Regions from separate parts of the Homo sapiens genome. Here regions 1 and 3 are each linked to region 2. Evidence: chromatin contacts called from ENCODE Hi-C data. All regions are on one chromosome and are shown on one strand. The core of a region is the stretch at or near the end of the contact, and the rest is flanking DNA. Distances in the headings are between cores, read along the strand shown. Region 1 overlaps DCDC2 (doublecortin domain containing 2). Region 2 overlaps CDKAL1 (CDKAL1 threonylcarbamoyladenosine tRNA methylthiotransferase). Region 3 has its middle 480 kb from the start of NRSN1.

Region 1 (3,053 bases), core at 73-2,572, 3.7 Mb before region 2:
GGCATGCAAAGAGTTTGGATTTTATTTCTTGATGGGGTGCCATTTGAGGGTTATAGGGAGGGAGTGATATAATTTGCTTCAAAAAAAATTTTTTTTTTTTTTTTTTTGAGACAGAGTCTCACTCTGTTGCCCAGGCTGGAGTGCAGTGGCATGATCTCGGCTCACTGCAACCTCTGCCCCACGGGTTCAAGCAATTCCCTGCCTCAGCCTCCCGAGTAGCTGGGATTACAGGCGCCCGCCACCATGCCTGGCTAATTTTTGTATTTTTTTTTTTAGTAGAGACGGGGTTTCACCATCTTGGCAAGGCTGGTCTTGAACTCCTGACCTCATGATCCACCTGCCTCGGCCTCTCAAAGTGTTGGGATGAGAGGCGTGAGCCACCACGCCTGGCCTGCTTTACATTTTTAAGTGCTCATTCTGGCTGTGGTATCTCTAGAGAAATGGTTTGGGGCAAGAATAGAAGCAGGAGGCAGTGGGACACGTACAGGTATGTGATATAGGTGAGTCCGCTAGGTGGCCGCAGTGGGGGCGGACATCTATTATAACTCTTCTTTGAGTATATTGTCATTGACTGATTCGCTGATCCAACAACTATTTATTGAGTTCATATGATGTCCTGGGACTGTTCTGGTGCTTCAGGGCCCAGAGATTCTGAAGTACTAAATGCACGGAGGTTACATTCCAGAAACAAATGCACAATACGTGTGATATACACCAGGGATAAACATGAATAAAAATACATGAAGACATGGGAAGAGGAAGTGAGAGAGGGTGCTATTTCAGCTGGGTGGTTGGAAAGGCCTCTTTCAGGAGGTCACGTTTGAGTAGAGGAGAATAACCCCTGGCACAGTGCCCAGTGCCTGGTAGGTTCTCACAAACTCGGCTTAGGCAGTGTGTGAATGTTTGGCATTGAGCCACACAGAACTTCCTATGCCAGTAAATCCAAAGTCACAAGCTCGATTTTTAACAGGATTAATTTACTCCTTTCCTTTAATGAATTGGTTCCCAGGAGAATGCATGCATTTTATAGATCATTAGCTGCCTGGCACTGCGAGGAGGGGTGTGAGTGAAGGGGACTGTGTGGGGAGAGCTTAGCTTCTGGCTGTAGGAACCACTGCAAAATCCATGGGGAAAGCACCCTAAATTCATGATGCAAATCAAAGGGGACACAGAACTAGAGTTTTAGAAATTTATTTTTCCCTACATGGCTTTCTAGGAATTGCTCTTTTGCATATAGAAGGGAGTGTGGATGAGGGACTGGTAGAGCTTGAGAGAGAAAGAGAGAAAGCAGCTGCCATAGTGTACACAGGGACCCCTGCTGGTGCGTAACTGAGTTGGTCAGGGAGCCTGGGGAATGCCTTGTGCAAAGCAAGACAGACCAGAAGTCATTCCTTTTATAGCCTCAGTGCTGCGGGAGTCACAGAAATTAGCATGTTGAGAAAAATTTTAAGTTGTGATTCTAGCCTTAAAAACAAAAGGAAGATGTAAATAAATTATCTTAAATTCGCTGAGCTTGAAGAATAAACCCATCTGCAGAAGGCTGTTTTCTAGTGACAAGGTGACACCATGTAGAATCATAGCACCCTCTATCGGAAAAGACGAAAAAATTAGGAAAGTATTTGAAAGTGAAAGCCAACGACTAAATGATCTTTTGTTGTCCTTATTACCATTTGGCTTATACATCTTATGGTCAGTAGTTTACAGGATCAAATATTATGATTTCTACGGTTTTGACAAAAAAATTTCGTTATTATTCAAGTATCACAATGTCACTGTGAAGCAAGTTATACACATATTAAGATGAATTCCTTATACTCCAAAACTCCATTTTGCCATGGGGGAAACTGAGGCTGGTATAGGTAAAAGGGCTTCTTACTCTTGTCATCACCAGATATGCAGATGAGAGAAATGTCAGGTGCAGTCCCCGTCTAGTCCCTACCCCCCACCCCCAGCTTATAATGTCTCTGGGTGCACCCATGAAATACATCGTGAAGGCTGCTCACTGAGGCAAACCTCTCACGAAATTATTTTAAATTTGATGTTTTTTGGTCTATATGTTTTTGGCACATTTTCATGGGGACTGGAAATGAGTTTTTATGCTAATGAAAAAAACCTGAGTTGGTTGGATCTAGTTGGAAAGAGCCTAGGGAACTGTTTAAGAAGTATCCCAATCTTGGCCAGGTGTGGTGGCTCACGCCTGTAATCCCAGCACTTTGGGATGCCAAGTGGGGAGGATCATTTGAGGTCAGGAGTTTGAGAGCAGCCTGGCCAACATGGTGAAACCCCTTCTCTACTAAAAATACAAAAATTAGCCAGGTGTGGTGGCGGGTGCCTGTAATCCCAGCTAATCAGGAGGCTGAGGCAAGAGAATCACTTGAACCTGGGAGGCGGAGGTTGCAGTGAGCCAAGATAGCACCACTGCACTCTAGCCTGGGCAGTAGGGTGAGAGTCTCAAAAAAAAACAAAACAAAAAATATCCCAATCTTGGTAGAGTGAGGGATGATTGGAGGCTGTTTTAGGCTTTTTGTTTGTTTGAGCCAGAGATTTGGTATTCCTTTTGGATATACTGATATGCATGTGAGACAAAGGGCAGGACAGTGGTTGGAGTATCTCAAGGGGTCTAGTTTTTGCATAGGACACCCTGTCAAATTAGGCTGCTTCTTGATTTCTTCCACTTTGAGAAAAAGCCATAATTTGTTACTTCTGGGATGGCTGTTTTAGGGAACCATACTATGTAATAGGAGTTTTTAGTGCTTTGGACATTAGAAAGTTTCAGTGTAGTAGAAAAATCAGACCCTTAGAAAGTTAATTTATTTATCTATAAAATGGTGATAATAATACTTATCTATAAATTTGTTAAGTATTTGTGTTAATGTATATGTAGCATGTAAGGGACACCCAGTGATATCGTTTTATTTCTGGGATAGCTGTATGAGATAGCAAAACTCCCCTATCTCTTATGCTCTGCCAATAGCAATGACTATCTATGTATTTGAGTTACAAGTCACATGTGGAAGCCTTACAGAAAGAAAAAGCTCCCTCTCTCCCTTTGT
Region 2 (2,831 bases), core at 107-2,606:
CACATTATTACAAGGCATCTAAAGGAACCAGGCAAAATCTGCATGACAGATCTTTCTTTCATAACGAATATATAATGCTATTTGATTGCATTTCTTTTAATCACAAGTATTATTTGGAGGGAAAATACTCGTAGTCTAATATCACATTTTACTACCTACCCAAAATTGGAATTATGGACAGCCAGGGTATGTATGGGGTTGGAGAGGGAAGCCTGTTAAAACCATTTTTGGGACACTTAACTATCTTTGTCCATTTGTCCAGAAACAAAGGGGTTTAAAAAAAAAATCACTGAGTGCATTTTTGCTTTTTCTAATTTTCCCACAAAAATCTGAAAGCATTAAATCATTTAGGAAAAAAGCCTTTGTTATTTACCAAACCCACAGAATTACACATCTACTAAAAGAGGTGAAATAGCAGTTCAGTTTGTTAATGAAGCCCTGTTTTTTCATCTCTACAGTAAGAATATCCTAAGACTACGGCCTCTAGGGTATTAAAGAGTCACAGTATCTTCTTTTTATTTTTTATGCTACTCATAGCTCACAGAACCACTGTCAAATACTGGAAGAAAATATCTATATGATAGTCTTTAGCTACTGGAACTGTTGCTGAATAATCAAATCCTCCTGTAATTATGCATTTTTAAACAATTCAGACAAATCGCATATGTAGCATATTACTAACATCAACAAACCCTGCTAGAAGAGTGAACATTTAAATATAAGCACATATACTCCCATGAACATAAAAACAAACCTCTAACTGCCAACTGTGCCTTCACTTCCCCCAAGCTATATACATTTAGTAACTGAGACAGTCATTTCAGAGTTAGGAGGATGGGTTTTTAACGGAAAAAAATGTAAACTTTCTTTCCAAGGCATGGTACCCTAAAAAGTGATTTTCAGAGAGAAATAAAAACTGAAACATACAAATTATATTGCCTCAAAATAGTCCCTACTTTTAAGTAAAGGAAACAGTAGAAGCACATCTGAAATTATTATATCTTGGACTTCTAAACTTACCCCCACAACAAAAGTAAAACATTTTATAATAGTAATGGAACTGTCTTGTGCTTTTTCACCCCTGTAAAAATCACTGACAAATGCTGTTCATTTAAAAATATATATATATATAGATAGCTTTGATGGGATAAAAAAATATCCTACTTGTATTCTCTTTCTAGGTCATAAACTACATTGGATGTAATAGGCTGTATAAATGAACAATCAGGAGGTTTCCGTCTAACTGTATGGGAAGTGTATTCACCACATCCTGCTATATAAATAACCCTCACTTCAAGTCAAATTCATATTATCTAATTTTTGCATTTCTCACCCAGAGAAGCTCTTCGCAGGACCTGGACCTAGATTCTCCTCTCATCACACAACTGTGAGTAGGAAATTCAAGCAATGAAAGGTTTTGCTACATTTTCAAAGGTACTTTTAAGATAAAATAACTTTCTAAAATGAATAAACCTGGGCAGTGTGACCTAAAAGCCACATAAATAATTTATTTGTGGCTGTCATGTTTTAATCACTGGACTGTTTTCAGAGGCTTAAAAAATTTAATGGTTTTTGTTATACAAAAGCAACTAGGTTTTCCATGAAACATTAGCTGTCACATTAATACAAGGTTTTATCATTAATTACAATGGATCACACAGGAGTTTATATCTACAAAATGATTGTTAAATATCTGAATTTCCAAACCATTTCAAAATAAAAATGAAACCTGGTCCTAGTAAACTTTACATGAATTAAAGATCCATTTACAAAACAGAAAATTAAATGTAAAAAAATAACCTCAATTTAAAACATTTGTAGATAAAACATTCAACACACTTTTTCATCAAAAAATGCAAATTAAAATATTAAACATAGGTAAACAGTGCCATCTTTTGGTATATTTAGGAACTGAGCTAAATTGTACAAAAACATCTTTAACAGATGAAAGGTGAGTAGAGCAAAGAATTCAAAAACCATCAGTTTATCATTTTATAACATTTAAGCTTTATAAATATATTAGCTTTTTTGGAGATGGGGTCTTGCTATGTTGCACAGGACAGACTCAAATTCCTGGCCTCAGGTAATTCACCTGTCTCAGCCTCCTGAGTAGCTAGCATTACAGGCACAAGTACCAAGCAGGCTATTTTTAAACTTATAAATATTTCCAAAAACATATTACCTCACATTTGTTTTCACTTCAATTTCATGAGATTAATAGAGCATCATTACATTTTAAAGACACTGAGGCTCAGAACATTTTAGTAATTGATCCCAAAATCCCTCAGTTAAAAATGATTGAGCCATCGCTGGCTTAAAATTGCTCGTTTTTACATTCCAACATTAATTCATTAAGCTTAGATAATGAGCCAAGTTATATAATTATTCTGTATTATAAGCAATGAACAAATTTTTATATTAGTTAAGATTCTGTAAAAATCGTTTGATTGCTTTTAGTATTTTTTGTATAATTTGGAAAGGAAAAGATACTTATGTTTATTAAATGAAGAATACACATTGACTACATTCACACAGCTGCTTACACTTCACAAATGCAAAAACTTTTAATCCAATATAGTATTCTTCATATCTCTATGTTAATGAGAAAAAAAAAAAGCCCTCGTTGGCTAGGTGTGGTGGCTCATGCCTGTAATCCCAGTGACTAGGGAATTTGAGATGGGAGGATCAGTTGAGGTCAGGAGTTCAAGACCAGACTGGGCAACACAGTGAGACACCATCTCTATAAAACTAAAAAAAAATTAACAAAAATATTTTTAAAAGCCCTTGTTTATGGCTTGCACATGATTTTACACCACAATATAAAAAGCCGT
Region 3 (3,079 bases), core at 125-2,624, 3.1 Mb before region 2:
CTGTTAGCAACTTAGCACATACGTCTGGACCTCCGGCACACCATCCCTCTCTGTGATCCTAGTATACAGGAAGCAAGAGCAGCCCACCTTGTCTTCTTCTCCTTCAAGGTCTACATCTGTTCATTGGCAAACACTTTGCCATCTTTAGCTACATCCAGTGCAATCATCTCTATCCTCTTCCACAGGCTGCTTAATTTTCTTGGGCTTAAGCCATGCCCTAAACTTTGTGACTCTCTCAAAAGCAATGAGCACATTTACAGTTTTTTCAATTGTCCTTTTGAGATGCCCAGAGGTAAAGGACACTGTGAGTAAGCTCTACTGTTCCTTCTTGGGGTAGGATGTGGACTTTGTGTGTTAGCTATACTTCAATGACAAAGTTGAAGGCCTTACATCATAACTCCTATTGTTCTCTATTTCACAAAGTGTCTTAAAATTTGTTGTCATTCTTGAATCTCAGCAACCCTGTTAGATAAAAAGACAGGTTATAGCATCCACAGTTGATAGATGGAAAAATTGAGATCTGGAGAGAATAAGTAACTTATGCAAGCACAGGAGGCAGCTAAGTTAAAACAGTGCTTGAGATTAGAGATCAGATTTTCTGATTACATGAAAACAATTACTGGTTATCAATAGGGATCACACAGTCCTGGGAGGAGGTGGTAGATTTGGGGAAATGTCAGAATGGGGAAACGAGAATGTGTAGTTTGGGAAAAAATAAAAGCAAACATTCCCAGTGTTTGATTTGTTTTTCATTGCGTTAGTGGTATTTCAAATAACTGTGTCTGTGAGACTTTTATATTTTTCGAAAGGAGACATAGATAAAAAAATATGAAGGAAAACTACACTCAAAATAGGCCGCTTCACTGGTTGCCATTGTCTTAACTCAGCTGATCTGGTGTGTCAGAGTTAAGACACTTTGATTTTATGTAATGCACTTTACCAAGATGACATTTATATTGAGATAACGAGTGAATTTCTTATTCCAGTTGAGATTTAAGAATTATCAGCATAAATGACCCTTTAAAATTAGAGATAATGAAGACTTTAAACCTTAAAATCCCTGGGAAGTTTTTTATTCAAAAAGCCAAAGAGCTAACCAAACAGAAATAGACCATAAACCTGAACTCTTACTCCTCCTGCTCCCTCCCACCCTAAGGCCCTCTGATTTTTCTGGTTTATTTTAGGCCCATACAGAACAAAACCCTGGCTGTTCCTTAACAAGTGAGAATGACTTGCCCAGACACACAATAAAACATTTGTGACAAGCGAGCATGCACGCCCTTAATCCAGATCTTGCTCAGCACAAGGTACTCTCTGGCTGCCTGATTCAACAAAGAGCCCTCTGTCCCTGCTCCTCGCGGAGGCTGAATGCCAATTGTCTTAAATCTGATTGCTCCTTGAACCCCAGTCCCCTCGTGGATGCATGAGAGTGCCACCCAGAATGCCAGGACCCATTAGGCTGAGCTGACTGAGGAGATAGCTTTAAATCAGATTTCCTTTATCTTCCTTCTCTAAAAATTGTGGTTGTTACCTTTATGCTTGTTTTTCTTCTCTCCAAGCCCTTAAGTGTTCACTCCTCACGGCTCTCCTTACCCAAAGCAGCTGCTTTTTCCACAGGGTCAAGCTGCGTTACCTTCGACAAAGATGTCACTAGTCTGAAGCAGCCTTGATTCTGTTAGATATCCATCCTGGGGGCACACCATTGCATGGTGTACTAAAAAGCAAGTAATCAATAGGAAACAAAATACCTGGCCATAAACAAGTTGAAGAATGCTTTGGAGAGGAGAAAAGGGAAAATAAATCGAGAAGGCATTACTGAGAGGCCTTCGTTAAAAGAGAGGAGAGTAAGATGGCCTTTTGATAAGCCCTTGATATAGCATCCCTCCCAAATCTAAAGTTGTTCACAGCTCATCCTGTACTCTCTTGTTTATTTTAATAAAAACTAGAACAACTTATTTCCAACTGTGGAAGCAATATGCTTATTGTAAAAAATGTAAAACCAAAAAATACGAAAAACTGAAAAACCCCACAATTTGGGAATATATTAAGTTGTCTCTCTCTCTCTCTCACTCTCTCACTGTCTCTCACACACACACACACGGTACAGTTTATTTTGTAAACAAATTATTTTTCTCTAAAAGTATGTTATGAATATGTTAGTAACAAATAATATCTGGCTGGCATTTTATGTGGTTATATCTTTATTTATTGGTTTTGCTGCAAAAGGCTTTATTGTCTCCAACTGGTTCACAGCTTGAGACACAGGGCCTGGAGCTTTTTAAATACCCTGGAGGTACTTAAACAGCTGCCTAGTGGATGGAGGTACCAGAAGCCCTGGTACCAGGCGATGCAGAGAAGCTTCTCAAACGACACGGGCTCCAGAGCCTTCCAGTGCTGCTTCACGGGGAGGTTTTGGAAGACAGACTGGCCCAGTCCAGCCTGTGAAGGGTGGACAGGTGGTCACCGGTCTTCTTGCTGAGTTCTTTTTCCCTCCTCGTCTAGGAAATGGCTCTCTAGGAAGTCACCAAGATAGAGTCTGTGCGGGCAGAACCCAGGGCAAGCAGATACAGAAGGACCAGCTTCTGGTTCTTCTCAACAGTCAGGACGGCTTCCACAGCATCCAGGCTTTTACACCCCTCATCTTGGGGCACTATCTACATATCTTAGAAGAGGGTGCAGCCACCGTGCCAATTATGCAACTTCAAGAGATGCTGGGGCAGTCCCCTGTAGTTTGATATCTTTGAATGTCAAAATTATTTAGCTATTCTAATTAGCATTGCAATGGAAATCTTCATTGCTACATCCCCAATTATTGTGGCAAATAACTAGTAACGGAATTTTTAAGCAATAAACAATGCACCCTTCAAAATGTGTTAATATTTGTTATGATCTAGAAAATTATTCCTTCTTCATACATACCTGTTTTGAAAAACACCCAGCCTCGTATTCTTCATGAAGACTACTTTGAATGAACAAAGCTATTATTACAACCTCTTGGTCCTAACACAACTTCATCAATTTTTAATCTAAACTGTTATTCACTTAGGGTACAAATAAGAATGCTTTTATGTGCTTATGC

The links. A loop is a pair of places that touch in the nucleus more often than their neighbours do. Pooled maps may share reads with other maps.
Region 1: a map with no recorded cell type shows a loop between it and region 2 (4-fold over the local background). The contact joins two enhancer-like sites. A Hi-C loop is called at or near these places in 7 of 168 maps with a recorded cell type or tissue (B cell, CD4-positive, alpha-beta T cell, CD8-positive, alpha-beta T cell and 4 more), 7 of 37 single-sample maps with no recorded cell type and 16 of 50 pooled maps.
Region 3: a map of Calu3 shows a loop between it and region 2 (9-fold over the local background). The contact joins two enhancer-like sites. A Hi-C loop is called at or near these places in 5 of 168 maps with a recorded cell type or tissue (A673, Calu3, IMR-90 and 2 more) and 9 of 50 pooled maps.

Annotation. Positions count from the first base shown.
Region 1 is chr6:24,281,665-24,284,717 of GRCh38, reverse strand. All of the region lies in intron 6 of DCDC2 (doublecortin domain containing 2), which reads left to right. Among named protein-coding and RNA genes, the nearest start is that of KAAG1, 74 kb to the left of the region's middle. Within about 2 kb of position 1,322, at least 4 of the 41 ENCODE cell types and tissues checked have a DNase peak (open chromatin) inside an H3K27ac peak, as active enhancers do.
Region 2 is chr6:20,563,441-20,566,271 of GRCh38, reverse strand. All of the region lies in intron 4 of CDKAL1 (CDKAL1 threonylcarbamoyladenosine tRNA methylthiotransferase), which reads right to left. Among named protein-coding and RNA genes, the nearest start is that of CDKAL1, 30 kb to the right of the region's middle. Within about 2 kb of position 1,356, at least 4 of the 41 ENCODE cell types and tissues checked have a DNase peak (open chromatin) inside an H3K27ac peak, as active enhancers do.
Region 3 is chr6:23,649,131-23,652,209 of GRCh38, reverse strand. No RefSeq gene overlaps it. Among named protein-coding and RNA genes, the nearest start is that of NRSN1, 480 kb to the left of the region's middle. Within about 2 kb of position 1,374, at least 4 of the 41 ENCODE cell types and tissues checked have a DNase peak (open chromatin) inside an H3K27ac peak, as active enhancers do.